Regions from separate parts of the Homo sapiens genome. Here region 1 is linked to region 2. The links are chromatin loops, found by intact Hi-C in ENCODE. Cell type or tissue: PC-9. All regions are shown on one strand. Links, peaks and the distances in the headings refer to the core of each region. The heading gives the core; the rest is flanking DNA.

Region 1 (14,395 bases), core at 2,066-10,065, 150 kb before region 2:
GCCCTTGTTTTGTGCTGTTGCCCAGTGTGTTGGTTAGCTATGGCTGCAGAACAAACTGCCCCAGAATTTAGTGACTTTTCGCAGCACACGTTGACTATGTCAAAGCCTTTGTGGGTCCAGAATTCAGGCACCACGGAGCTGGGTCTCTGATGTGTCTGCAGTCCAGGTGCTACAGGGTGTCGTCCCCTCTTGGTTGGCTCACGTGGCCCTTGGCAGGATTCCAGTCCTTGAAGGCCAGGGCTGAGCATCCGGTTTCTTGCCGACCGTAGGCAGAGGCCAGTTCCTGGCCATGCGGGGTTCCCGCCAGGGCAGCCCTTGAGAAGAGTGGCGAGAAGGTGGGCTGGGCAGTGTCGTGGTCTCTTATAACCTGGTCAGAAGGTGGGCTGGGCAGTGTCGTGGTCTCTAATAACCCGGTCAGGGATGTGGCATCTGCCCTGTGCTAAGTCCTGCTTGTTGGAAGTGTGTCCCAGTGACACCCGGAGGAGGCAGGTCACTGGAAGCCGGCACTGCCCAGCATGCCCGAGCCTCATCCTGACCCTAGCTCCACCCACCTCTGATGACTCCTGATGAACCGGACTCCTGATGAACATGGCAAAGGTGGGACCTGGTGAGGTTCCTCGTCCTCCCCACTCCCTTCTGAGTGGCGATCCACTTCCCTGGCTCCCCAGAGCCCCTGTACTCCCTCTAGGGTCTGTTCCTGCACTCCCTTCTGTCACCTCCCTCGGGAAGTTTCTCCCTGCACCCCCTGCTCCCCATCATTTCCCAACTTGGCCCTCTGTGCCCCCCCCATGCCCCTCCCTGGCCCAGCAGTCACAGCAGTGAGCTCCACACAAGCGTCCTGGTGAGCCCAGGTCCCCTCTCCTTATGGCTGTGTTTTATCTCCTTACTTAGCAAATCAAAATGTCACCAGCACCGGATTGTACCCTAATTTGGGGGGGATCTTGACCGACGCATTGGGTTTTGAGAACTCCTGGCAGGCGCTGCAGACTGTGAGCACCGGAGGGCGAGGGTGGCGTCCATCCTCAGTGCTGGGGACCACCCGGGGGTTCTGATCTGACCCACCTGAAACTAAGTCCTCAGAGAGGCCCTGGGGCTGCAGGGCTCAGCGAGTGGGAAGGGTTTGGCCATAAGGAGCTCCGGATGGCAGAGGTCTCTTAAGGACACCAGTCCTGTGGGACCTGCACCCACCCTTATGACCCCGCACATAATCATCTCCTAAAGGCCCTGCCTCCAAACACAGCCATCCTGGGGCCGGGGCTTCAACATATGGCTCTGGGGGACGCAAGGCAGTTGATACCAGCTGTTCACCCCATGAATAACGAGGGAAATGTAACGCAAGATGAGGAACAATTTTACTGTGACACGTTTATATAAGAACATATGTACACTCATGTATGTATATTTGTATGTGCAGTCAGCCCTCCGTACCCTCCAGTTCCATCTCCCACAAAAACTGCATTTTCCATCCAAGGTGGGATGAATCCTCAGCAGGGGAGCCTGTGGATAAGGAAGGCCGACTTACGGGGGAGCCTGTGGATAAGGAAGGCCAACTTTTCATATCCACGGATTCCACAGGGCTGACTACAGGACGTGGGCCAAGGATGGCGAGACCACCAAACTCTGCAAACTCATAGAAATAAAGCACGCGGTACGGGGACGCAGGCTTAAATAACAAAATATATTTCGATATGCACAGTTTTAACTGAGGACACACAAGCCTTCCTCAGGCTGCAGGCCCACCGCCCTCCCAGTGGGATTCACAGCCCCTGCGGAGTTTGTCCTCACGCACACCACACACGATCGGGTATAAAACACATTCTATAAACACGTTCTGATGCAAACTGTGTGTCCATAAATATATATTTATGCAAGTTCCTCCCACCCACTGCAGGGCCGTACAGCTCTGGGGACAGGAGGTCACAGCCGACTTTAAACCACAGGTTAAGTAGAAGGTTGCAGGTCAAATAGAAGTTCCCGTGTGATTGCATCACCCAACGGCACTGTTCTGTCATCAGGAAATGCTGAGTGCCCGCCGTGGCCGGGTGGGCGCGGGCGGTGGTCAGACGCTGCTCTGGAGCTGGCTATCTGTGGCACTGTCAGGGGCTGAGGACTGGCTGGGCAGACAAGTTTCCAGGCCATCTGAAGACTCCGACAGGGGCTTGTATAAGAAGCAGGCTATGGCAAAGAAGAGGACGCCCAGCACCTGGGGAGAGAGGAGCCCGCTGGACCTCGTGGGGAGCTCGGCCAGAGCCTTTGGATACTGGTGGGCCTGTCCCAGTCCTGTCCCTGCCCCAGCCTGCAGCACCCTCACCAGGTCCACGGAAACCCATCCTGCTCTGAGAGGGTATCTTTCCCATATAACCGGTTTGTAGAGCAGACGCCAATATTGTTAAAGAGGGAATGAAACACACCCTTTGACTAAAAACAGAGGCACAGGACTGAGGGGCTTGTCATGGGTTGAACAGTGCCAGACACCAGTGAATGGGACCTTTTTTGGAAATAGGGTCTTTGCAGATGTAATTAAGGATTTGAGATGAGACCATCCTGGATCTAAGGTGGGCCCCAAATCCAATGACTGGTGTCCTCATGAGAGAAAGGAGAGGAAGACTTGAGGCAGGGACAGAGGGAAAGGCCACATGCAGCTGCAGAGAGCCAGAGCGGCGGAAGGAGCCCGCCCTGCCCCCACCTGCAAGCGAATCTGGTTCTGCTACATCAGGCCACCCCGCTTGCGGTCCTTTGTCGTGGCGGCCACAGGAACCTCACACAGAGCCAGTCGCCGGTCACCACCACAGCCGGGGTTCAAGCCCCGGTGCCACCATCATGGGCAGTTCTGAACCTTCAGGGTCTTGGTTTCTTTGTCAACAATGAGGGGCTGCACCGACTTTGCAGGGCAAGAGGACGATGTGGCAGGAATCCCACGTGGGCCCCAAAGGCGGTGAGGTCCAAGCACGGATGCTGCCGCAATGCCCACGCAGAGTACATGTGCACCACTATGATTTCCACGCTGGGCGTGGACCAGAAACACCCACTGTGCCTCCTGGAGTGTCAGCCTGGCTGATGGCCCTGAGCCTGCATTCAGGGAGTGAGGCTGTTTTGACTCGGTGCAGGACAAAGTGGAATGCGAGGGTGTTTATAAGGAGACACCGTGTGCTCCCCCGCTACAATTAACATGGACGCATGCGCTGCTGAGGCCAACTCTGACCCTCTGGATACGGCTCCCGCTGGCTGTGCTGAGCCCAGGGGATGGCTGCGTGTGGAGGGCTCTCAGCCTGCTGCTCCCAGCTAAGGGATGCATCCAACACAGCAAAGAGAGAGTCTGGGGACGGCTCCCTGGGAAAGTACAGCAGCCCCCTCATCCGCAGACACTGAGACCCCTGTGGACGCGTGAGTCTAAGGGTAGTACTAAGCCCAGCCAAGGAACTACACCTTCTCGCTGAAGGAGGCGCCTCCGGCTTCCCATTGGCAGAGCTGAACGGCGGCGTGAGTGCTCCGGTGCTTTGGGGCCATGATTAGGTAAATAAGAGTGGCTTGAACATGGCACTGTGATATGGTGATGGGGGATGTGGGAACCACACCGGCTGCTAAGTGATCAACAGGTGGTGGCATGAATAGCCTGGACACGCTGGACAAAGGTTATGTCTTATGAAGTCAAATGGTCAATTTCCTGATGCTCATGTGCCTTTGGGCTTCCCCAAACACCACCACTCCCTGAGCAGAGACGCGCCTAACAGAGAGTCAACCGTTATTTTATGCCAAAGCGAAAGGCGTATCACAGAGGGCTTGGGCCTTAGTATCCAATATCCCCAAAGCTCCCTGCAGAATAAGTTCTGACCTTGCCTTCTTCCAAAGTTGGACAAAGGGAGAATCCGAGTCCTGGGCAGGACAGATCAAGATCTCACCAGACTGTGCAGAACGGCGCGTGCTTTAAAGGTTATGAACTGTTTGCTTCTGGAATTTCCTATTTAATACATTCAGACTGTGGTGGACCTCTGGTAACTGAAACTGTGGAAAGTGAAACCTCAGATGAGGGGGAAACCGAGGTGTATGTCTCCTTAACCCACTGCTTCTCTCCAGAGCCACACAAGGCCCTGCTCAGACTCGCCTCTTTTCTGCTAATCCGAGGGGAGGTGAACCAGCTGGGCTCCTTCCCTTTCTCTAACCTCCCTCCTGGAAAGCCTGAGGCCACGGGTTCCTGCAGGATGAACTCTCCTGGGTCCGTCACCCAAGGAAGAGCGTCAAGATCCTCTGAACAGCTGGCCGTGGGACCGCATTTTATTTAGAAGGCTTTGTGCTTTATCGTCTAATGGGGGCAAATTCCAAACACAAATACTGCGTTTCCTCCCAGGTAGCATACGCCAAAAGTCACAACAGAAAGTTTCTGTTAGCTTGAAAAATGAGGGCCAGACTAAGAGATCCAATGGAATCCAAGGCGCACTGATCACGGAGAGGCTGCAACCTGCCCGCCAGCCCCCCAGACTGAGGCCCGGAGTGGACCAGCTAGTCAAGCCGCTCTAACAGGAGCAGCCACTTCTTATTTCTGCAAAGCTTTTAGTTAACGGGCATCCCGGGTACGTGCAAGACCACACTGTGGAGGGGCAGTCCCAGGAGGTGGGAGAGGGAGCAGGGCCTGGGCCTGGGCTTTGCTGGAGCTGCTGGGGGCCTGGACAGTGAACCCCAGGAGGAGGCCCTGCAGCCCACCTGCCTCTCCCCACAACCAACTCATGAGGAATGTGGGAAGGGCCTTCTACAAACTGGCTGCAGGAACATCTGTGATGTACTAGGCTGTGGTCCAAGCTGCTGGAAGATCGCGGCATGTTCGGAGCCCCCAGCCACCCTCAGAGCAGACCCTCTGTCCCCTCCCTGGGCCTGCTTACCTTGTACAGGAGCCCCATGATGAGTATGTAGCGGCTCATGGCCGAATTCTGGTACACCAAGCAGGAGCCCTGCTGGCCACACTGGTCCTGCCACAGCAGACAGGCCTTGTCGATCACCCAGCCGAAGGCGATGGGCCCCGGGATGCCCCCTGCGGAGAGAAGCCCACTCAGCACCCACACTCCTGGTGGGTAGGGGCTAGGCAGGGGGCAGGCAGCCAAGAGGCCTGGAATGATGGGCTCTGGGAAGGTGATACTGGCCGTTGGAGTTCTCAGGGGGTGCAAAGAGGGCTTAAACGTTCCTTTCTTTGGGCATTCGGCATTGGGGCTGCGAGTTTCCCATGATCTCCCAGGGAAAGCCTTTGGGCAAATAAATGACGATGGGCCCCTCTAGTGGACAGTTAGGGAATGGACCCCTTCCCAGGCGGGAACAGCCTCCTGCTGGGAAGCACATCCCCTTGGTGGTTAGACACTTGCCCATGCCCTTGTGCAGTGAGCACACTGTGCAACTGACCATGGCTTCCTCACACTGCACAGTACCTAGTATTCTAACTACAATCCACTGGATTCCCAGGGCAAAGGATCTCTGAGGGTCACGGACACATCTGCAATAGAAAACCACAGCGTCAGCACCCACAGAAGTGGGGTTGCATGCCAAGTCACCCCCTAGGCCAGTGGCCTCCTGGACCAGTCCCCAGCCACATCATCACCCCCCCCCAAGTGGGAAGCCCCTCGTCAGAGATCAGAGACAGTGAGGTCTCTCCTGCCACCAGTGACAGACAGGCCCGCTTAGACCTGGGTGTTTCCTGGAGTGCTCCTGTCTCAGGATCTGCAGAGCTCCGCCTCAGGGTGCTGCAAGGAAAGCTCTGGACAAGCGCACACCCGACCCCAGCTTACCGTAGAGTTGCCGTTAGTGCAGGAATGCTGCTGAGGAATGTAAAGAAAATTACAACGAATATGAAAACCAGAAGGAGGGGCTTTCTCTGACAAGTTGAAGTGCATTTCCCTGCAGTGGCATGGCCAAAACCAGAGGAAAGATTCTGAGGGATACAGCTACAGTCTCGGTACACCTGGGAAGCCCAACAATAGCTCCGATTACAAGGGGAAGGCACGGGGGCCCCTTCCCAGGGTCCAGGGGAGGACAGGGGCGGTAGGCAGCGGCTCCACTCACCTTCTGGCCGTCCACATTCGTCTCCGTGGCTGCAGGGCACCCTGCGTGGCACAGTGAGAAGTACATGAGGCCGTCCGAGCCGCACACAGGGCTGTAGTGTTCTGGCTGGCAGCTGCAGGCAGCGTTGCAGGGAGCCGTTAGGTTCAGGTGGCCTTCGGGCAGGAGGCTGCAGAGGGGGGACAAGCGAGTGGTAGGGTCCAGGCCAGAGCCATGCTGGCGCCCAGCAGGCACAGGGTCAGCCATGGGGCTCGTCCCCATGCAGCCTGCATTTCGGGTCTACAAACTTGCCAAGCTTGCACCGCCCCCAGCACGCTGGGCACTCACACTGGGCACTGCCTTCTGGTGATAGAATGGTTTTTCCTCCTCACGCAAGGAAGGCACACCCATGCCCCCCAGCACCGTCCGCCTGATGCACAGCCCCTTTCCCTAGTTCATTTGTTTTTGGACAGGCAACACATTCATATGGATCAAATACAAACATTAGGAAAGAAAAAGCGCCAAGTACACAAAGGCAGCCTCGTGGCCCCAGCCCCACCCCAGTCCTCGGTTCTCCAGCCACAGGCCGGCTGTGCATTTGCAGGGGTCGTCTGCACGTACACGCCCCTCGGCAGTCACAAACATCTGCACTTCTCACTTGAATCAGAGCACACTGCGCCCATTGTCCAACTCCTTCCTTTTTCCCACTTCACAGTATGTCTTGGCAGTGGCCCAGGATGAGCTTCCTCCACTCCTTTGTGGGCAGGGCCTCTGTTGTGAGGACAGCGTAGTGACCCCGTCCACCCTGATGACTCTTAGGTTCCGATAATGCCACAACGGCTGCTTTGTGCTTCTCGGCCTTGCACGGCACCTGCAGGTGCACTCCCGGGGCCCGCAGGGCAGGGCCGAGGTGCAGGCTACCTACGTGTATTTTGGATATTCCCTAATTGCCACCTGACCAGCAGGTGTCCCTCCCACTCCCAGCACATGGCAACTCCAGGAGCACATCCTGGGACACTTTTTATGTCACCGAGAGACCAGCCTCAAGGACCCCGAACACTAGGGCTGTTGTTCCATTTGACACAGCTACAGAGCAGAGTGCTGAGGCCCAGAGAGGCATATGACTGCCCGGGGGCACAGCCGGGACCCAAGCGCAGGCACTGCTGGGGGCTGGCATGGTGCCTTTTCACGTGGATGCTGCCGGGTGCCCTGCTGAGCGGGTGTTGCCCTTGCCGCTGTCCTGTGACGTAGCCCTTTTCAAAACCACCTCTCCCAAGTGCTGCACCACTCCTCCTCCATGCCCAGGGACCGCGGGTGCTTGGGGCCCCGACGCGTACCCAGGTGCCATCTGGCCCTCACCTCCCGCCGTAGCTGGCTGTGACGCCCGCCATGGGCACACTGGGGCAGTGCAGTGAGAAGACGAGGATGCCCAGCAGGCTGACAACGGTGCAGAACAGGCAGAACTTGATGACCGCGGAGCCCCGGAGCCTGAGCTTGTTCACAAAGAAGCCGCCCAGGAAGGTGCCGCCACCACCCGCTGGCACCACCAGGTACCCTGGGGAGAGGGAGGGATTCAGCCAGGGACTCAGGCAGGGGGCCGTGGTGGGAGAGGGTGGTGGATCAGCCGGGTCCACTTTACAGGTGGGGAAACTGAGGCATAGAGGGATCAATTCCTGCCTGCATGGCAGCACTCAACACCACACCTGAGTGCTTAGCTGTTGCGCTGATAGAGCCCTAGGAGGGACCTCTGTCCAGAGCCCACAGCGGGGATGCCTCAGAGGGGAAGGGGAAGGGGAAGGGGAAGGGGAAGGGGGAGCGGGGGGGCGGGGCGGGGCGGGGGGAGGAGGAGAGCCCAGAGTGCTCCAAGGTCAGCGGCCCCTGCCCCAGTGGGAAGCCAATGACTCCTCCACTGACCCCCCTCCAGGGCAGCCACACCCCCTCCTCCCCCAGGGGCCTCTGCCGAGTCCCTGCAGGCTGTGACAAGGACATTTGTCGAAGCCTGAGTGGCCACCAACAGTAAAAAATTGCGATTAGCTGGCATCTAGCTTCTGGGCTGACAAGTGAGGAGGGCACAGGTGAGGGGACAGGTGGAGAGGGGACAGGTTTGGGGGGACAGGTGGGGAGGGGACAGATTTGGGGGGACAGGTGGGGAGGCTCTCCAAGGGGCAGTAGAGCTGACCTCTGGGGGGCTGTTGAGTGTGGGAATGTGGGCTTGTGAGGTCAGCCCAGAGGGGCCAGGCCAGGATGGGCCTGTGGGGGAGGGAGGGGAGCCCTCATCTGATGCCCTCTTCCTGTCCAGATAGTGGACCCTGGAAGGGTAGAGCGCGGTAGATTGGCGGTGGTGGCCCACATGCCTGGCACCTCTGCCATGGCCCAGGGTACTCTGTGAACGCTGGCAGGAGGAGCAGCTCTGAGGAGGGGTCCCCACTTTCTGCAGACCTGCCCAGCCTGGGAAGGCCAGCCTGCCTCTGGCACCGAGAAACCCCCAGCTGCACTGTTCCAGGAGGTCCTGAGGCACCAGTGCCTGGCTCATGGAACAGCCAGGTCCAAACCCTTCCTGCACCAAGTCACAGAAGCCAAGACTAGGTGGCTAGGGGGTGGAGCCCACCGTGGACCCTTCCACCTACGGAGCATGTCCCACAAAGAGGGCAGGACCACCACTCTCCCGGCCTGTGGACAGAGTCGCTCAGCCCCCGTGGCGCTCTCCACACCTGCTCTGGCAGCGGGGGTGGGAGGGCACTCACTGCCATGTGCCCTGTCTGGGTCTTTCTAGAAGATGCCCTTGAAGACTCTGTTTCTGAGAACTGACATAAAAGCAGAGGACCCCCAAGATTCAGTTTTCTCACCAAACAAGGTGGCAGCTTCTGAGGCACTCAGGCTGAACTGGGACTCCAAGAACTTGGGGCTGAACGTGGACATGCCGGTGATGAGAGTGGCCTCGGTGGCCCCGGCCAGGCAGAGCAGGATGAACGTGGGGTTCTTCAGCAGGAGCCAGATGGAGCTGGGCAGAGGTGGGGGTGTGGAGAAGAGACTGAGGGTCAGAGTGGTGGGCAGAGGTCGGGGTGTGGAGAAGAGACTGAGGGTCAGAGTGGTGGGCAGAGGTCGGGGTGTGGAGAAGAGACTGAGGGTCAGAGTGGGCCAGACCCAGGGTGGGAGGAACCTGCTGTTCCTGAGGCTGTCAGCTCCCCGGTCTGATTACAAAGGGCCCCTGTTCCGACAGGGAGTAGAGTGGGGTGCAGGCAGGTGGGGGACACCCACACTTATTCCAGAGAAACCCAGGGGGCGCCAGGCTGAGCCTATGCCTGTGGCCCACTTGTCCTGAAAGCTGCAGTCCCTGATTAGGGAAAAACCTTATCAGTGCCTTGGCCAGAGCTTCAGCTCAGGTGGGGAGAGACCCCAAGTGACCCAGGACCCTGTTCCGTCACTGGCCAGCAGCAGGGCCTGAAAAAGGGAACTGGCTGGGGCAGGCAGAGGCCACCAAGTCCAGGACCGGACAGGCCCTGGGATAGGGGAATGGAATCACGGGAATGGGGACTGTGGCCAGTCCCCAACCGCCAGCCCCTGGGAGAAGTGGGGCAGGAAGCCACTGGGATTCGAACCCTCCATGCAAGAAGCCCCTGGGTAGACGGACCTGGCTAGCTTGGTTTGCACTTGGGGGCCAGTGGCCCTGGGGGTGGTGAGGCCTCAACTGGGGCGAGTCCTTGGTGCATGGGCCTGGAGCCCTGGGGGGAACTGTGGGAACTCTGAGCCGTCTGGCCCTGAGGGCTCAGCCTCAGCCTCCACATCTGCCTGTTGCGGTCCTGGCTGTGGGGTCTCAGGATAAGGACATAGCCCCCTGGAAGCTGGGAAGGCCCCACATCAGGCCTTGCAGTTTCTAACCCAGGAGGTGGCCGACAGCAGTGCGTCGGGGCTGCCTGTCCCTGCACACGAGGCCCTGGGGGGTGAATGGAGGCTCTCCCTGTTTTTGTTAGCATTGGAGGCCTGAGCAGGGCTAACGCCCAACCGCTGCTTAAGCGCATAAGATGCTGAGATGGAAAACGTGTTGCATGGTGTAAACCACGCAAAGCCCTCCCAGCCAGTGCAGTGATCGAGGCAGACAGAAGGGAAACCGCCTCTGCAAAGAGAGGCTCGGCTCTCTCTGGGGTACACAGATCACCCAGACTGGGCAAAGCTCACATTCATCCCAGCTCACAGCTGCCTGCATCCTGTTCACAGCACGCTCCTGTGCGTGACCCTTCTCCCCCACTGAGTGGGGGGCTCTCGGCCTCAGGTGGGGGTGTTTGCAGACACAGCTATTGTCCTGTCCCTGGAACTCATAACATAGACCAGGGGCAGAGACTGTTCCTGAAGCCCCAGGTCATGGCACAATAGCCTCTCACATCAGCCCACAGTAATGCAAATTTTCACAATAAATGACATGTCCATGTCGCCTCTGCTCACACCGCAGTGTCGCTGACTTGAACCCCTGCGTCTGCAGCTTAGTGACATCCTGTAAACCTACACTTTCCAGCCTCTCACCAGAGCAGACTGTCGGCCTCACATCACCCCCACCTGCAGGAGGGCGGCTCTTTCCTCTCGGCCACACCTAGAGCCTGGTTCCGATGAACGCAACTCTGAATGCCTGGAACATTCAAATGCTCTTGTTTGAGGAGGTGGCCAAATGTAAATGGATTCTGAAGAATCAGGAACAGACGGTGCAGCCCTAGTTAGCCTCTGAGCCCCAACAGGCCCACAGGTGCCTTGCAGAGCTGATGTTGGCGTCAGAAACTCCGCTCCAGCCTCACAGGCACTCTGCCTGCTTGGAGGTGTTCGCTGGCTCGCTCAGACTGACCTCAGCAGCCATGAACATGGGTTCTTTCTGTCCCCTTCCCTGATTAAAATGGGAGAGCCCAGTTCTTTCAAAATTTATTTCCTGACTTGAGGATTGAAAAGCCTCTTCTTTCTGGTTAACTACTTGGGTCCCACGTCTTGAAAAAGGCAAGACGATGGAGGACAAAGGAGACCCCAGCCCATGCCCTCCCTTCCCCAGCCAGTTCTGGCATGTGGGGTGACAGACCTGGGGTGGGCACCCTGGGGGGGGTCCCGGCGTGTGGGGGGATGGGGCTGGGGTGGGCACCCTGGGGGGGTTCTGGCGTGTGGTGTGACGGGGCTGGAGTGGGCACCCTGGGGGGGTCCTGGCATATGGGGGGATGGGGCTGGGGTGGGCACCCTGGGGGAGTCCCTCCCTGGGGCTTTTCCCAGACCTGCCCAGGCTCCGGGGTGTGTGGCTGCGTTAGGAGGCCCTGACTCTCTGAAATGCTATGCAAACTTCATTTCTTAATCACTGATTGCTCGGCTGAAATTCTCGTGTTGAATTTGCCCAGAGAATTAGTCATGACTTTAATAAAGGGAACATGTCCCATGATTTATTTCTTCCCAGCAACTGGTTTAGGGAACTAACCCTGGACATAAACCTCCTTATCACCTGATGAACTGAAAGAGCCCCAGGGTTCCTAGGTCCACACTGGGGGCTCACAGCCACGCTGGGAACAGGGCGCCTGACCCTCAGCTCTAAGCCGCTCTGCTGCTGGGTGGAGGAGAGAGGGTGAGCCAGTGCCTACACGATGTTCCCAAGTCCTGGGAACGTGGCCCCGGGTCAGCTTGGCCCATGGGGTCACCCTCCTTAGCAGGCAGCTCCCAGCTCCTTTGGGGGGTCTATCAGGGTCCTAATGAGGCCTCTCTTTCCCATCTTCATCCAGCCCTGCTCCTCTCTGCCGTGGACAGCTTGGGGCTTTCTGAGGGGCCACCTTTGGCCCTGATGCCTTCCCTCCTATCCTGGTTGAGGGCAGGCAGCAGGGACTCACCCATTGCCCACACCCTCCACCCACTATGGCCAGTGAGACACAGCCATTTGTGAGCTCAGGGACCTGCTGCTACAAGGGCACAAGAGTCTCCCCGTGCTGGGGCCTCAGACGCTGAGGACTTGGGTGGTGGCCACCCTGAGGGCCACCTGTGCCCAGCCCTGGGGAGAGCCCCCCAGGGAAGGCATGATCCCCAGGAGAGGCCGGGAGGGCCCGGGCCCCTCTGTTGTCCCTCTAGGACCCCACCGGCTCAGGGCCCCGGGTTCACCCTAGCAGTGCAGCAAGACAGCAAAGCAAGGCCGGACCACACTCAGCAGAAAGGGAAGGCAGCCAAGGCAGACGGCAAAGCAAGCAACCTCCCCAGAGGGTGAGCGGGACACGCCGGGTAGAGGGGGGAGGTCCTCAGAGACTCTGAGGGAGGGAGGGAGATGGGGGGGCAGCATCCCAGGGCCCGGGGGGTACGGCACAGGTGACACCTGATGAAAGGGAATTAGAGTGTGGGGGGTCATGGTGAGGGAAGGGTCTCAAGTCAAATGCAGCTTCCCTGGGGACCCCGGGACACACAGGCCACGGGGAGACTTGCTGGTGTGGAAGGGATTTGCTCCGTGGCCACTGGGAGCCAGGCGCAGCCCACAGGAGTCTCCACACTGTATGAGTGAAGTGATGGCTCCCTGGGTGCGGGCCGAGGCCCCGGCCCCACTCTGGGACTCTCCCACGGCTCTGCAGCCCTGAGGCGGGGTCTGCGGCCCCTGGCCCAGAGGCTCTATCTGTTGCTCCTTAATCTCTTGGCCCAGGGTCACGACAGAGGTTAGGGGCTGCGTCCCCATCATGATCCCGGAGGGGTCTCAACGACTCCCCCAAGATGGGGACCATTAAAGGGTCTGAGGACACTAGGAACCCTCCCGACTCCGGTCCTTACAGAGGCAGGTCTCTGATGGTTTTCCCAAAGTCCGGGTTGCTCGCCTCCCCACGGCTGCTGTCCTTCAACTGGTGCATTTCCGCCGCTCTCATGACCGCGTAGCGCTGGGAGCCTGGAAGGGCACAGAGTGAGCTGGGGCTGGGGGCTGGGGGCTCCCGGAGGTGGACTTCTCCGAGAGAGGCTCTGCCCCCACTCCTCTGCCCCTCCCCGGTCTGGGAACGTCACTGTCTGACATCCCTGCAGCCCTCGCAGCCCCGGGGAGGCGGCACTGGAACAGAAACCACGTGAGAATGCAGCACAAGCCGGGTTTGGAGGTGTGGGAGAGCTGGGGCCCAAAGTGGGGCTGGGGGAAGGAGGGGATGGAGGCCCTGCCCTGATTGGGACAAGCCTGTTCCGTGGCCTGAGGGGGAGAAGCCGCTGGGGCAGAGGGGAGGCCACAGGACAGGATGGACACACAACCTGCCTTGTGCCACAGCCAGGAGGCGTCTCTCCACCCAGATGGGAAGAACACTGAGAATGAGGGTGTGCCGCAGACTTGATCATGGCGGGGAAAAAGACAGCAGAGGAAACGGGGTGCCCCCTTCGCGAAGACTAAGGGACAGTCTCCCAATGTGAAGGCTGGGCTGGGGAAGGGAAACCCACCTGGCAGCTGCCGAGGGTAACCAAGGATGGGAACGGCGGTGAAGAAAGCAGCGGCCCCAGAGCCCAGGAAGCCGACCCACCAGGCGCCGACCCACAGTGGGCTCTCGGTGGTCAGCTCCGTCCTGTGGAAGAGGCAGTGGCACCTGGGTCAGCGTGCAGCCCACCTGTGCCCTCCATGGCACACACACTGGGGGCTGCTGGCCCCTCCTCCGGGCAGACCTCCAGGGTCTGTCTGCACGCTGGTCAACACAGGCCCCTGGTGCTGCTGGCCACAGGTCCTGTCCCTTCCTTGCAGACTAAAGCAAACACCACCTTGGCTTAGCTGTCCCCCAAGACAGATGGCTCCATGCCTTGGCCCACGCTCCAGGGCTGGAGATGCCACCTGTGGCCTGGTCCTGAGACCACGGTGGGGTTGGGCACTAAGAGGAGCAGCCTCTCCAGGCAACAGCGGGAGGAGGCATCCCTCCCCACAGTGCAGAGGATGACAGATGGGGTTCCCAGGGACGCCAGAGGGCTCAGCTGGAGCTCACTGAGAGCTCCCCACGAAGGGACTGTTGTGCACGTGGCAATTTGCACATAAGTGCTTTCAAACGAAAAGGCGAGTGGAAAATAACCATGGGCTGAGGCGGCCGTGGAGTGGTAGAAGCCCATCCAAGCTCTGGGCATCCAGGGACGCGTCTTCACAGTGAGGACAAGCTCTGGGCTTTCGGGGATGTGTCTTCACAGTGAGGCAGCGGCGGGAGGGCAAAAGGCCAGCAAAGGCCGGGAGCAGAGCCGCAGAGACAGACAGAGGACACAGGGAGCGCCAACACCCTGCAAGGCTGCAGCCAGGCGGCACCTGCTTGCTCCAGCGCAGAAATGCTGCGGCCGCCTCCGGGGGCCAGACCCCGCTCTGCCTCCCCACTTTGTGCAAAGTGGGCCCAGATCCCGGAGCCAGAAGGGGCACAGAGACTGAGAGAAGCATCCAGACCCGGGA
Region 2 (14,395 bases), core at 2,795-10,794:
AGTCCATGGTGCCAGCCTGGCTGGACCAGGCTCTTATCTCCCCGTGCGTCGTCGTCCAGAGCCCCGATTAAGACCGAGGCCACACACCCGAGCTGGAGTCAGGGGCTCCCCCAGCCACGCTGATAGCCCTGGGAATCTCCAGGGAAACCACAGAAGTCACCGTCTCCCTTACTCACTTGGACTTTCAAGGTAGATGCTGAGCAGATGGAGATTCATGGTAGGGCTGACCTGAACCAAATCAGAGTCAGTCAGCCTGGGGGGACCATCCTCTACCCACTGGGTGGCAAAATGTCTACCTATTAGAATTATTTTAGATCCAAGAGTATGTTAATATTTTTTGTGTTAACCAATTAAAACTTTATGTAAAGCTCAAGGTTGTTGTTTTTTTAATTAAAAATTCCAACTAGAGAACTTGAGTTCTGGGGGTCACTTTTCAGATAAACCAGCAAAGAAAAATCTATGAAAGAATTGATAGCTGAACTTCATTAAAATTAACAAATTCTACTCTGCAAAAGACACTATGAAAAGAATAAAAGCCAGCCACAGAATATGCAAAGAGCTCTTAAAACTCAACAATAAGAAAATAAACAACCAGCTGGGCGCGGTGGCTTACACCTGTAATCTCAGCAATTTGGAAGGCCAAGGCCAGTGGATCACTTGAGATCAGGAGTTTGAGACCAGCCTGGCCAACATGGTGAAACCCTGTCTCTACCAAAAATACAACAATTGTCTGGGCATTGTGGCACATGCCTGTAGTCCCAGCTACTCAGGAGGCTGTGGTGGGAGAATCCCTTGAACCCGGGAGGCAGAGGTTGCCGTGAGCTGAGATCATGTCACTGCACTCCAGCCTGGGAGATAGAGGGAGACTCTTGTCTCCAAAAAAGAAAAAGAAAACTAACAACCCTATTAAAAATGGGCAAAAGGCCGGGCATGGGGGCTCACGCCTGTAATCCCAGCACTTTGGGAAGCCAAGGCAGACGGATCACGAGGTCAAGAGAGCAAGACCATCTTGACCAACATGGTAAAACCTTGTCTCTATTAAAAATACAAAAAAATTAGCTGGGCGTGGTGGCACGCACCTGTAATCCCAGCTACTCAGGAGCCTGAAGAACCCGGGAGGTGGAGATTGCCGTGAGCCGAGATGGTGCCACTGCCCTTCAGCCTGGGCAACAGAGCGAGACTCTGTAAAAAAAAAAAAAAAAAAAAGTGGGGGTGGCAAAAGACCTGAACAGACACCTCTCCTAAGATCTACAGATGACAAACCAGCATATAAGAAGCTGCTCCACGTCCTACATCACCAGGGAAACGCAAATTAACAACAACCAAGAGATGCCACCACACACCTACTAGAGCGGCCAAAACCCAGAACACGGACAGCACCGAACGCTGGCGAGGATGTGAAGAAACAGGACCCTCAGCCGTGGCTGCTGGGAAGGCAACATGGCGCGGCTGCTGGAAGACAGTCTGGCGGTTTCTTACAAAACTAAACGTGCTCTTACCACACGGTCCAGCAATCGTGCTCCTTGGTATTTACCCAAAGGAATTTAAAACTTACGTCCACACAAATTCCCACAAGTGGATGTATACAGCAGAAGTGCTTCGGGTGGTAACTGGATAAACCCGAGTCATATTCGGTGCTGAAAAGAAATGAGCCGTCGAGCCGCAAGAAGTCACAGAGAAACCTCAAACGCTATTGCCAGTGGGAAGGAGTCAATCCAAAAATGCTCCATGCTGTGTGATTCCAAACATACCACATTCTAGAAAAGGCAAAGCTATGGAAAAGATCCGAGGTTTCCAGGAGTTTGTGGGGAGGGAAGAAAGGGCTGAATAGGAACACAGGATGTTTAGGGCTGCGGAAATATCCTGTATGATGCAGTAGTGACGGTGGATACAGGACTTTACAGAGTTGTCCAAACCCACCGAATGGGCCGGGCGCGGTGGCTCACACCTGTCATCCCAGCACTTTGGGAGGCCGAGGTGGGCGGATCACGAGGTCAGGAGATCGAGACCATCCTGGTTAACACGGTGAAACCCTGTCTCTACTAAAAATACAAAAAATTAACTGGGCACGGTGGTAGGCGCCTGTAGTCCCAGCTACTCAGGAGGCTGAGGCAGGAGAATGGCGTGTACCTGGGAGGCGGAGCTTGTAGTGAGCCGAGATGGCACCACTGCACTCCAGCCTGGGCGACAGAGTGAGACTCCGTCTCAAAAAAAAAAAAACAAAAAAAAATAAACACCACTGAATGTGCAGTGTTAAGAGTGAAGTATGACCTCTAGTTAATAATGATGGGTATCAGTATTAACTCATCAATTGTCACAAATGTACCGCACCAACATGAGACGCCAATAGTGGGGGAAGGGCACACGGAGGCTTTCCATACACTCGATTTTTCTGTAAACCTAAAACTGGTCAAAAATATAAAGTCTATTAATTTTTTAAAAATTAGAAAATCCAGCCAAAGTTGTTACAGTTTTTTGTTTTGATTTCTGATATAGAGTCTTGCTCCGTCACCCAGGCTGGAGTGCAGTAACGCAATCTCGGCTCACTGCAGCCTCAACCTCCTGGGCTCAGGTGATCCTCCCACCCCAGCCTCCCCAGTAGCTGGGACTACAGGCGTGCGCACCACGCCCAGTTAATATTTTGTATTTTTTGTAGAGACAGGGTTTCGCCGTGTTGCCCAGGCTGGTCTCGAACTCCTGGGCTCAAGCAATCCTCCTGCCTCAGCCCCCCAAAGTGCTGGGATTCCAGGCGTGAGCCCCTGTGCCCGGCGCAGTTTTTATGTTATCTTCAGGATTGAGATCCTCATGTGTACATGGTTTGGGATCCAGAAAGCCATAGTTGTAATAAAATAACTAGAATATGACAGGAGCAAAGCAGGAACGGCCCTGAGGCCCATCACCATCCCCCGCTGGCCGAGAAAGACCGTGTTCTGCCCTGGGGCTGAGGGGCTGCACCGAGGGCTGCGGGGGTTGGGGGTCTGTTTGCCTCATTCCCCAGACATCCCCAATGGACACGTGCACTTGCCCATCACACCCAGACCCAGCTGCCTGTGCGTGGCCAGTGGGACGAGGCCTGGGGGAGGCAGAGGGCAGTGTGTGAGAGTCAGCAGAATTCTTGTGGGGCTTTTACCTCGGCCTCCGGAGACCCCACCCGGTGTGCATGGGCCTCCACATATGGCTCCAGAGAGGCCGAGGCTGGTGTCTACAAAAGCTGAAGGGCCCCAGGTTCTTGGGGACTCCTGCTCCCAATCCACTCTATACCAGGAACAGTCCCCCAAAATCGGAGGTGAGGCTCCTGGCGGGGCTCGAGGGGTCATTGAGGGGAAGAGCCCGGGGTTTGGACTCCAGACCCCAACACTCAAAGGGGTTTCAGGAAAGTCCCTGACCTCTGGGGACCCCATCAACAAAGCGGAGCTGAGGACCCCTGCCCTCCGCCTCCACTTCCTCCAAGACTCACAGATAATGGAGGGGGTGGGGGTGCTAGGAGATACCCAGCCCTCAGCCACAGCTGATGGCCCCAGAAAGTCCGTCCTCTCCACCGCATCCACCAGGGCTTAGGGTGGCCAGCGACAGAGGGCTCTGGACCTTAGCAGAAATGGGGCCTGGCGCTGGGGACCCCGGCAGGCTAAGCCCCACCCAAGTCAGTGTGGTTAGAGTTTTGGACCCCTAGAGACTCAATGCCACCCCCAGCACCAAGAATAATTTCTCAACTGGCCCCGCTCCTCTGGGCCAGGCATCCAGAGCCATGGGTCCCAAGAGCCACCCAGGTATGCGTCCGAGTTCTGGCACAGGAGGGGTTGTGGGGAGAATCCGGCCCTCTCCACTTCGGGACGAGAGGCAGGGGTGTCCACGTACCAAGACCCATGCACACCCAACGGCACAGCGGCTGTGGAGGGCAGGGCAGGGCCCGCTCCTGCTGGGTGACTCAGGCGCCACCCTCAGAGGATTAGAAAGCCTCCTACCAGCCCCGTCACAGGCATTCCCACTGGGCATCGGCCAGGGCAGCTATCTCAGGACCCTTGATCCCAGAAGCGCTTGAGCGGCTGAGACAGGTGGGTGGGTCCAAGTCCCGGCCCTTCCTGCCCACTTACAGCTCAGCGAGCACTCGCCCAGCTCAGCCTCGGGACAGAGCCAGAGCAGCACCGGCCCAGGAGGCCCCACACGCCTGCCCCGAGGTCCCCAAGGGGCTCTCGGCGTGAACCGCGGGCCTCAAGGCCCCAGAATCCTGTTCCTGGGGCAGGGGTGCAGTCAGTCCTCAAGAGAAGACTCTGGGCTGGCGCCCCCCACCCCATCCTCTTTCCGGTGCTCAGGGAGCTACCCCGGGAGGGAACTGGAGAATGTCCAGCCATGACCTGAATCTTGGGGTCCTCAGAGGGACTCAGAATCTTCAGACAGAACCATATGGTCTCAGAAGGGCCATGCGGCTGGGACCCTGCCTCCTCCAAAGTCCTATGGTGCCCGGCTGGGGGCCTTGGTAGGAAGCCCTGATCTTTGCCAGCACCGCCAGGAACAAAGATGACACCTGGGTCCCCCCTCACAGAGGCAGAGGACACACACTCCTGGTGGCTCCTTGGGGAATGAACACTTGCCGAGAGCCCTTGGGGGGCCCAGCCCTGGATGCGGGAAACCCACAGCTGCTGCCTGAGCTGGTAAACCCTCTGATAGGAGCGTTCAGGGGCCAAGCACCAAAACGAAGGCTTGGGGACACCTGGGACACCTCCTAAGGTGGGGTGCAGTGGGGTGGGGTGCCCTGGCCACCTGCCTTGGCGTCCATGGCTCCCCAAGTACAGCTGCAGGATCCGAGCTGGGAGGGGTAGCTCTCCTTCCTGAGCAGGCGCTGGGGTCCGGGGTCAGCCCACAGGCCTGCCTGTACCTGGACCATAATGTCCTCTTCCCCTGACAGCTGAGCTGGCAGCTGCCCTGGCCGGCTTTTGTGTGCTGTGCTGGGGCGGCCCCACAGGACACCCACGTCCTGTAGTCCCAAGGAGACCTCACTGGCTGGGGGCCCAGGGATCCTGGGGCGGACCTGCTGTTCTTCCTGGGGGCATGGGGGAGGCTGTGCGGGGCAATGGAGGAGGCTGTGAGGGGGGTGTGGGAAAGCTGTGTGGGGGGCATGGGGGAGGCTGTGGGGGGATGGGAGAAGCTGTTGGGGGTGCATAGGGAGGCTGTGGAGGTCATGGGGGAGGCTGTGCGGGGGGCATGGGGAAGCTGTGTTTGGGGCATGGGGGAGGCTGTGGTGGGGAATGGGAGAGGCTGTTGGGGGTGCATAGGCTGTGGGGTCATGGGGGAGGCTGTGCGGGGGATGGGGGAGGCTGTGAGGGGGTGTGGTGAGGCTGTGAGGGGGGCATGGGGAGGCTGTGGGGGGGATGGGAGAGGCTGTTGTGGGGGCATGGGGGAGGCTGTGGGGGGCAGGGGGAGGCTGTGTGGGGAGCCGGACCTCATGGCACCAGTTCTGCAGGATGTGGGGTGACTTGGCTAGTTTTGGAACCCCCCGCCCCGTGGCTCTCGGTGAGGGGTGAGTGGAGGGGAGGCAGTGAGGACCCTGCAGCTGAGGCGTGTGCCCCACAGGCTGAAGGTCACCCAGGGCAGCCACGGAACAGAAGATGGCCTGTGATGGCCGTGGCACAGGTGTGGCTGTAACAGCCCGGCCACCTGAGATCAGAGCTCTTCTCTGTGGGAATCGGTCTAGAAGGTCGGGGGTCGGGTGGGCGCTGCCTCCTTCTTCTTCCTTCTCCCAGGACCCCACCCTGCGACCCCCGCACACAGGCACAGGCCCCACCCTCCCCACTTCCCAAAACCCACTCCTCCCCCGTTCAGCGCCTGTCGAGCCACCGTGAGGCCCTGGCTGAGCACTGCTCGGGTGAGGACAGGCTCTCAGCATCAACCCACTTGCAGATCAGAAAGCTGAGCCTGGCACCTTCTCAGAGCTGAACGTGGGGACAGGGCTGGAACGCAGAGGGGCTGTTTCCACAGCCCTCACGACGAACCTATCCCTGCTGCCCCCACTGCCCCACTCATTCATTCATTCCACCAGGCCTCCGCCTGCATCCTTGGTTCAGTCATTCACAAGCATTTTTAGGTGCCTGCTGTGTACCTGGCCCGTGCAGGGTGAGTGGCTCTGGTCCCCCTGCAGCTTCCAATCTGATGGGCCCTGATATCAGAAGCCCATGGCCTAAACCAGCTCTAGACGGGCCTGCTCTGGCCTGCATGGGTCAGTGTCTCTGACCTCCCAGGGCCCCTCAGTGGGCACCGAGGGCCATGTCTCCAGATGGGCAGATGCTCTCCGGCTCCCCACAGTTCTCACCACTCCCTGCCCCTCGTGCCAGCCAGCGTGCTGGTCATGCCTCTGTGGCCTTTGCATCTACAGTGTCCTAGGCAGGACCCTGCACAGGGCTGGGTGTAGCCAGGGCTCAGGGGTCTCAGGCTGGAGGACAACAGGCCCCCATAGTCTCCTGCTGGGTGGGTGTCAGAGGTGGCTGTGAGCGTCCCCAGGCTGCACGCCCAGCACTGATGAGCCCGCAGATTGGTGCTGCAGACAAGCCTGTAGTGGCAGCGGTCGCCATGCATGCACCAAACCTGCTGAGTGGCCGCCACCTGGAGTCTCCACCCAGCGGTCAGCAGAGGGACCGACTCCAGGATGGGGCAGACTCGGGCTCCTGGCTGAATTCATCTGGGATGTGTTTCCCTTCGCAGCGATAAGATAAATGTCTACAGATTTACTCTTAACTTCGGGACCTGGAGAAGCTCTCGGTTTAAGCGGAATTATATCATTGGCTCAATTAATGCCCACCAAAAATTTTACGCCACGTGCGACAGTCACACAGCACCTGTGAAACTAACAGCTGAGGCTATAGCCCGGGAAACCTCAGCTCTCGTGGGCTTGCCAGGTAGTAAGTACCCAAAAGCTGTGACTTTATTCTCACCTGCCTCTGTGGAGGGGGCAGCGCCCCAGGCTGGAGACCCCAGGTCCTAGGAGCCTGTGTGGGCACCAGCAAGGTGGGGACAGGTGGGCGCGGGGCCGCCCCCTTCAGCCTGCGCCCGCAGCTCTGTGGGCCCCGCACCCAGGGCTGCCTTGAGGGAGCACTGGCTCTGTGGCCATGCTTGGCTCTGCGCCTCTCCACCTGGCTTCACTGATTCAGTACCTCACTTCCTCTCCCTGACACGCATTCTGCGTGGAGCTGAAATGATATGGAAGGTCCTCCCCATCCCCAGGCACCTCTGAGCCAGTAAATGTGGGTTCTTCTGGAAGACTTGGCCCCGCCAGTGCACCTACGGAATCGCGACCATGGGGTGGAAGCAAACATCTCCCCTGGGGACACCGAAGCCCAAGTCAAGCCCCAGCACTGCCGACTCCATGTGGGTGACCGTGGACAAAGGGCTGGGCCCCTCAGAGCCTCTGAGATGCAGAGTGGGTGACGTCCAGGTCACAGGCTGCAGCGAGGTTGATGCCCAGGTCCAGCACTGACGCCCAGCCCGCCCAGCCCAGGTGACCACATCCCCACGGCTCTCGTGGCAGAAGCACCTTCCCTAGCACCCCTACACCCCTGGGGTGAACCAGGCCCACCTGCGGGTTTCCAGGTGGACGGGCAGAGCCAGTGAACAGCCTCGGATAAACGCGTCACACTCAGACGCGGGCCGGGGCCAGGGGTCTCTGACGGGGGTGGACCCCCATCTGCAGAAGTTTCTGCACAATCTGTGTCTTGACCTGGGCATCTGTGAACCCTAGGCCATTCCATGGGGCCACCAAGAGTCTCAGTGGTGATTTTAAACTGTCGCCCTCGGCAGCTCAGTGTTCACAGTCAACACAGCAGGCTCCCCGGCCCCGGGGCCTCAGGGTCCCTCTCCCATCTTGAAGTTCAGCCATGCCCTGGACAGAAGCCACATCCTGACTTCCAAAAACGCAATTTCCACTCTTCTGTGAGCCTGGTGACAATAACAAAAACCAGCTTCGGTTTCACGTGGACCTGGTGTCTGGGGTCAGCAGGAGTGAGAGCACTGACCCAACACCGTTCATCTCCCGGCACCTGGCGACCACCCGCCCTGCCTGGTGCATTTCCTGTCTCCTGAGCATCTCTGAGCTCAGGACCCTGGGCAGGGTGTGGGGCATCCGGTACAGGTGGCTCCTCCCGACTCCCCTCACCTCTCCCAGGGAAGGGACCTCCAGCCAGGAGGAACCGGGAGCACCTGTGTGGGTCCCAACACCGAGCAGCCCACAGTCTCCCCAGCACCGACAGGCCCCCACGATGGAGAGAGAGCAGGGCCAGGGTCGGACAAAAGCAAGTCTGGGAATGGCCGGGGCCGCCAGCCTTGACCTCCAGAGCTCTGTTACCGTGACTACTGATGCCATCGTTGTTCTTGTTACTGGTTTTATTTTCATTTTCTTCAAAGACAGTATATCCACGTTTGTTTTTCTAAAATCTAACTGCGCCAGATGGCATAAAAAATGAGTCTCCCTCTCAGCCCTGGAGGTTCACGGCCCCTCCCTAGTGGTCCTCACTGTCACCAGCCTCTCCTAGGCCCCTGGGCATGGATTCAGCTCCCCCAGGTTCCCCATGATGACGATGTTGTTGTACACGTTGATGCCGTCACCCCCACAGAAGCCCCAAGAGGCCAGGGACACTAGGGCTCACAGGCTTTGCTCACCAGGGCACAGGAAGGACCAGACACTGTCTGAGCCGCTGACTCAGTGTGGCCGAGGCCTGGCCAACCCTTCACAGGCAGGTGGATGGTGGTAACCCAGCCCTGCCTCCTTTCCCCGGCGGGCCCTGGGCACCCTTCCCTCCCCTGGCCTCAGCTTCCCCACCTCAGACCCTGCCTCCTCTCCCTGGCGGGCCCCAGGCATCCTTCCCTCCCCTGGCTTCAGCTTCCCAACCTCAGAGTAGGGGCTAGATGGGGTGGCTATCACGTCCCAGCTCCGAGGCCTGGCAGAGGGTCCTCAAGCCTGGAGAGGCGGCGTCCCTGCAGCCTCACGCACCCACGACAGACACGTCCCTTCCCCTGTCCCATGTGTCATCGCCCACGGGATACTGCAAAAGTTAACATCTTTCCCAGCAGAAGGTCACAATGTATTTGCCTCCCTGTTGAGATCAACTGAGCCTCCAAGGCCTGGCTGGAAAATAAAGACCCCAAATGAAACTGCCTCGCAAATCATGTCAAAGGTCACAGGCACACCCAGGAAGGCATGGCTGATGTACCTGTGCCAGCTCAGCCTCCCCCCAGGGAGCCTCAGGAAGGGCCACACGGGGATGGGGCTGGGGCTGTGGGCCAGGGCTCCTTCGCCGGCTCTGATCCAGTTCCAAGGGATGAGGGGTGACACAAGGCCATCCCTGCTCCAGGAAAAAGCCCTCTCCTTCCTCCATGAGCCCTCTCCCTCTGCGGGGCCGTGCCCACCACACAATGCCAAGCAGGGCAGGGAGCTTCCCGGTGGCCCCAAGTGACACCACCCCCATGCTCACCAGAGCCTCCTCTGGCCAAAGGGCCCTTGCCCCGATTCCCGGCTCCCGTCCTTCCTATCCCAAGAGTCCTACTGCCTTCCTTGGCCGTGGACCTGGACCTGGTCTGACAAGAGAAACGTCAAGAGCCTCTTGATGTGCAGAAGACCCCGGGCAGGACACACTGGCAGACACGCAAGCAGACACGCGGGCAGGACACACAAGGAGACAGGGAGCCACTCCCCATGATGACGATGTCCTGGCCTGTCCACGGCGGCCACCATGGCTCCGGGATGCTCAAAGTGAGCAAAGAAATCAACGTTTGTTGTCTGAGGCCACGCGGACGTGGGGCGGGTGTATCTGTTGCTGAAGTGTAGCCCGGCCTGTCCTGACTGATATGCCGCCCTACACCTTCTTCTGGAACATTCTGCACATACTTGCTAAGCTGCTACTCTGTACCCAGCACTGCTCCAGGCACCGGAGTAACATCCATGAACGAGCCAGCCTCTGCCCCGGCAGAGCTCCTCGGGGGAGAAGCAAACGGCAAAGAAACCAGCGCGAGTGCAAAGTGCAGCTGAGGAGGAGGACAACGGGAAGGAAGTGGGGGCAGAGAGTGCTCCAGGCGGGGCCTGCAGACCAGGAGGGTGGGGAGACCCTCTGAGCAGGTACCAGGACCTTCCCTGCAGCGTCGCAGGCAGCCGGCAGACAGGCACCTCGGACTGGGGCCTCTTTACCTCTTAGTTCAAGGATCCCTTTGAGGATCTGACGAAAGCCAGCTCTCTCCCAAAATCCCCCATGAGTTCAGCCCCGGGGTACTTTGCAGGCAACCTGAGGGGGATCATGGCTCTGAGTTAACCCCCAGCTCAATGGTGCCAGGACACTGCCCCAAGACAAGCCCCCCTCACTCCCTGCGAGTGAAGCCTGGGGCTTCACGCTCCTGCTCCAGCCACCACCACCCTGTGCCCCCAATCACCGGGGAACCCAGGCCCAAGTTCTCTTCCCAAGCCATCCTCTGAGCACTAGGCATGACTTCAGAGTTATATTAAGGAGCAGCAGGGGGTGGGTGGGGAGGGCTGTCTGTCCCCAGAGAAGACCAGCGAGAAGCAGTTGTCAGAGGAGCTGGATTTATCCCTCCCGGTCAGCTAATGGGCTTCGGTTACAGTCCTCAGCAGCCTGGACAGGAGCAGACAGGCTGCGTGTGAGCCCTGCCATCCATGCCGAGCAGCTGCAGGGATTGATCGAGGAGAGTGGTTTTCCTGTAGAAATGCATTTACCATACTCAGGTTAAAAATAGCCACGGAGCCACAGCACTGAGGTGCAGCCGCTGGAGAGCAGCCTCGGCTCACTCTGCTCGGGCACAGGGAGGGCCACAGAGGATACTTCCGAGACAGGCCTCGGCCGGGCTCCATGCTCGGCTCCGGGCACCCTCCACCCTCACCCAGACCTGGAGCTGGGCAGGAAACCAGCACAGGCACTAATGCGGGGCTCTACGGCTGCACCTGCCACCTGCCCATGTGCAAAGGGCTTAACCACCACGGCCTTTTGGGGGACCATGGCACCAGGGACTCGGTAGCGGCTACTGCCCAGGCTTCACAGACAGGCCACTCCACTACCATGAGAGCCACCGCCCCAAGCCCTGCCTCTCTGTCCTCTCCAAGGTCGCGGCAAGCCTGGCCTGGACCAAGGCATCCCGGCTCTCCAGCCATGCTGAGTGTCCTCTGGCCATTTTCCTGCTGCACCCAGGACTGGTTGGCCTGCCCATGGGCAGTGGGAAGAGGTGGCATTTTGGGGAAGTCTGTGCTGGCCCCATCAGCACAGGGAGGAGCTGGATAGCTCGTCATGGCTATTTAAAGCCAGGAATGGACAGGTGCAAGGCGTGGGGTGGGGATCTGAGCCAGGCTGGAGGAGGGGCTGCCATGGGAGGCTTTACACCCTGGGGCAGAAGGCACCCCAGAGGATCCCGGACACCCCTGCACTGGGGCCAGGGTGGTCCCACCGCATGCTGCAGTGGGAGGGTGAAGCCTCAGCGCCAGGCAGTAGGGAGGTGCCTGGCTAAGTGGGGGATGGGCTGGGGCGTGGCAGAGCCAGGACAGCCTGACCCTCACAGAAAGCTGAGTCAGACTGCAGCCTGCTGGCCTGGGCCGGCCTGGGGGCCCAGAGGCCATTTACAGGGTCCCTGAAAAGGCCAGAAAACACTTGCTCCCTGACATGGGAAATTCCATCTGCGAGGCCAAGCCTTTCATGCTGTACCTTTCCAAGACATCTTCATCAGCATCAGGGCCCCTGCCAGAGGTGGGCCTGGCCCTTCCTGGGTCAGGTTGTGGTTACTTCACCCATCTCAGCCTCGGTTTCCTCATCTTTAAAATGGGGGCATGGCAGCACCCAGCCTGCCTTTGTCAGGTGTTGGTGGCATCAAAGGGCCCTGGACAGACAGGCATGCTGGCACACAAGTGTGAACAGAGGCTGTATCTCCCCCAGGAGGGGTGGAGGTCAGGAGGGCGAGAGGGCATCGGGAAGAGCGAACAGAGAGGCTTACGGGGGACAGCTTTGCTCGGGCACCGTGGGCCTCTTCCCTGCCTTCCTGCCCCAACTCAGGCCCTGGGGCAGCAGGGGGAGCTAAGGGTTCTGCCTTGCCCCTCTGGCACACCCAGCCCGGACTCCCACCTGGGCCTGACCTTCCTCACCATCAGGGCAGGTGAGAGGACCCACAAGAGGGGATATTCCTAGGGAACGTGCTGAGTTCTGGGAGTAGTTAATCAGCAGAAGGATGGAGGAGTGGAGGGGTAGAGGATGGAAGGGTGGAGGGAGGGAAGGATGGAGGGGTAGAGGATGGAAGTGTGGAGGGATGGAGAGGTGGAGGATGGAGGGGTGGAGGGATGGAGGGGTGGAGGGGTGGAGGGTGGAGGGATGGAAGGGCGGAGGGGTGGATGGGTGGAGGGGTGGAGGGTGGAGGGATGGAGAGGTGGAGGGTGGAGGGATGGAGAGGTGGAGGGATGGAGAGGTGGAGGGATGGAGAGGTAGAGGGATGGAGGGGTAAGGGGTGGAGGTGTGGAAGGTGGAGGGGTAGAGAGGTGGATGATGGAGGGATGGAGGGGTGGAGGGGTGGAGAGGTGGGGGTGGAGGTGTGGAAGGTGGAGGGGTGGAGAGGTGGAGGATGGAGGGTGGAGGGGTGGAGGATGGAGGGGTGGAGGGGTGCAGGGATGGAGGGTGGAGGGGTGGAGGGGCAGAGGATGGAGGGGTGGAGGATGGAGGGTTGGAGAGGTGGAGGATGGAGGGGTGGAGAGTGGTGGGATGGAGGGGTGAAGGGATGGAGACTGGAGGGGTGGAGGGTGGAGGGGTGGAGGATGGAGGGGTGAAGGGTGGTGGGATGGAGGGGTGAAGGTATGGAGGCTGGAAGGGTGGAGGGTGGAGGGGTGGAGGATGGAGGGGTGGAGGAGATGGAGGATGTAAGGGTGAAGGGATGCAGGATGGAAGAGGGACGGGTGGAGGGATGGAGGATGGAGGGGTGGAGGGGTGAAGGATGGAGGGGTGGAGGGGTGGATGACGGAGGGGTGGAGGGGTGGAGGATGGAGGGGTGGAGGGGTGGATGACGGAGGGGTGGAGGGGTGGAGGATGGAGGGGTGAAGGGGTGGAGGGTGGAGGGGTGGAGGATGCAAGGGTGGAGAGGATGGAAGATGGAAGGGTGGAGGGTGGGCGTGGAGGGCGAAGGGATGGAGGATGGAAGGGTGCGGGGTGGAGCAGTGGAGGATGGAGGGGTGGAGGGGTGGACAGGTGGATTGTGGAGGGGTGGAGGATGGAGGGGTGGAGGGGTGTAGGATGGAGGGGTGGAGGGTGGAGGGATAGAGGGTGGAGATGGAGGGGTGGAGGAGTGGAGGGGTGGAGGATAGAAGGGTGAAGGAATGGAGGGGTGGATGGGTGGAGGTGTGGAGGATGGAGGGGTGGAGGGGTGGAGGGGTGGAAGATGGAAGGGTGGAGGTGTGGAGGATGGAGGGGTGGAGGGGTAGAGGGGTGGAGGATGGAGGGGTGGAGGGGTGGAGGGGTGGAGGGATGGAGGGTGGAGGGGTGGAGGGGTGGAGGTGTGGAGGGGTGGAGGATGGAGGGGTGGAGGGATGGTGGCTGGAGGGGTGGAGGGTGGAGGGATGGTGGCTGGAGGGGTGGAGGATGGAGGGGTGGAGGGGTGGAGGGTGGAGGGGTGAAGGGGTGAGGGTGGAGGGGTGGAGAGGTGAGGAGTGGAGGGTGGAGGGGTGGAGGGTGAAAGGTGGAGGGGTAAAGGGGTGAGGGTGGAGTCGTGGTGGGGTGGAGAGGTGAGGAGTGGAGGGTGGAAGGTGGAGGAGTAGAGGGATGGAGGGGTAGAGGGGTAGAGGATGGAGGGGTGAAGGGGTGAGGGTGGAGGGGTGCAGAGGTAAGGGGTGGAGGGTGGAGGGTGGAGGGTTGGAGGGGTGGAGGGTGGAAGGTGGAGGGGTAAAGCGGTGAGGGTGGAGGAGTGTTGGGGTGGAGGGTTGAGGGGTGGAGGGTGGAGGGGTGGAGGGATGGAGGGGTGAAAGGGTGAGGGTGGAGGGGTGGAGAGGTGAGGAGTGGAGGGTGGAGGGTGAAGGGGTGGAGGAGTAGAGAGGATGGGTTTTTGAAGACAAAATCAAGCTGTCAATCACAGCCAGCAAGGCTGTAAACACAAGGTGTAGAGCAGAACCACCTTGGATGAAACAAAGTGTCACCCATGGGTCACCCCACAGGCTCCGGGGTGCTGAGCAGATGGATGGAGCTGCCTTTCCACAAGGTGGTGTGCAGTGTTGGCCATGGTCCGGGGCAGTGATAGGACTCCCGAAGTGCTGGCACAGGACACAGGCAGGTGGCTCTCAGCTCAGGCGAGCTTTGCCTATGCCGTGCACCTTGCCAGCCCCAGGCTGGTTAGCGCCACCCCTCACCCCTGTCTTGGATCAGCTCTGGACAGTAGTGCTGGGAGGAAC

Evidence for each region. Hi-C counts contacts between places; a loop is a spot of excess contacts. Peaks named below come from ENCODE experiments on the same cell type or tissue, not always from the same donor. Only the 100,000 strongest peaks of a DNase experiment are listed, where the experiment ranks them.
Region 1: it touches region 2 in a loop (5-fold over the local background); 5 of 110 quality-filtered maps call a loop at or near these places.

What each region holds. Positions count from the first base shown.
Region 1 is chr20:62,659,558-62,673,952 of GRCh38, reverse strand. SLCO4A1 (solute carrier organic anion transporter family member 4A1) reads right to left here. Exons shown (of 12, transcript NM_016354.4): 4 at 13,420-13,541; 5 at 12,778-12,889; 6 at 8,865-9,019; 7 at 7,378-7,573; 8 at 6,043-6,208; 9 at 5,769-5,941; 10 at 5,412-5,476; 11 at 4,875-5,023; 12 at 1,660-2,203. The coding sequence ends at 2,060. SLCO4A1-AS1 (SLCO4A1 antisense RNA 1) reads left to right here and starts at 7,332. Exons shown (of 4, transcript NR_024470.1): 1 at 7,332-7,568; 2 at 7,943-8,093; 3 at 8,456-9,029; 4 at 10,466-10,926. RefSeq lists an enhancer at 1,612-2,570. In PC-9, for the core only: CTCF peaks have their summits at 5,081 and 5,285 (motif pointing left); DNase peaks (open chromatin) are centred at 5,282 and 6,842.
Region 2 is chr20:62,508,649-62,523,043 of GRCh38, reverse strand. No RefSeq gene overlaps it. Among named protein-coding and RNA genes, the nearest start is that of MIR1-1HG, 35 kb to the left of the region's middle. RefSeq lists an enhancer at 10,790-11,599. In PC-9, for the core only: CTCF peaks have their summits at 6,410 and 6,610 (motif pointing left); a DNase peak (open chromatin) is centred at 6,593; H3K27me3 peaks cover 5,532 bases.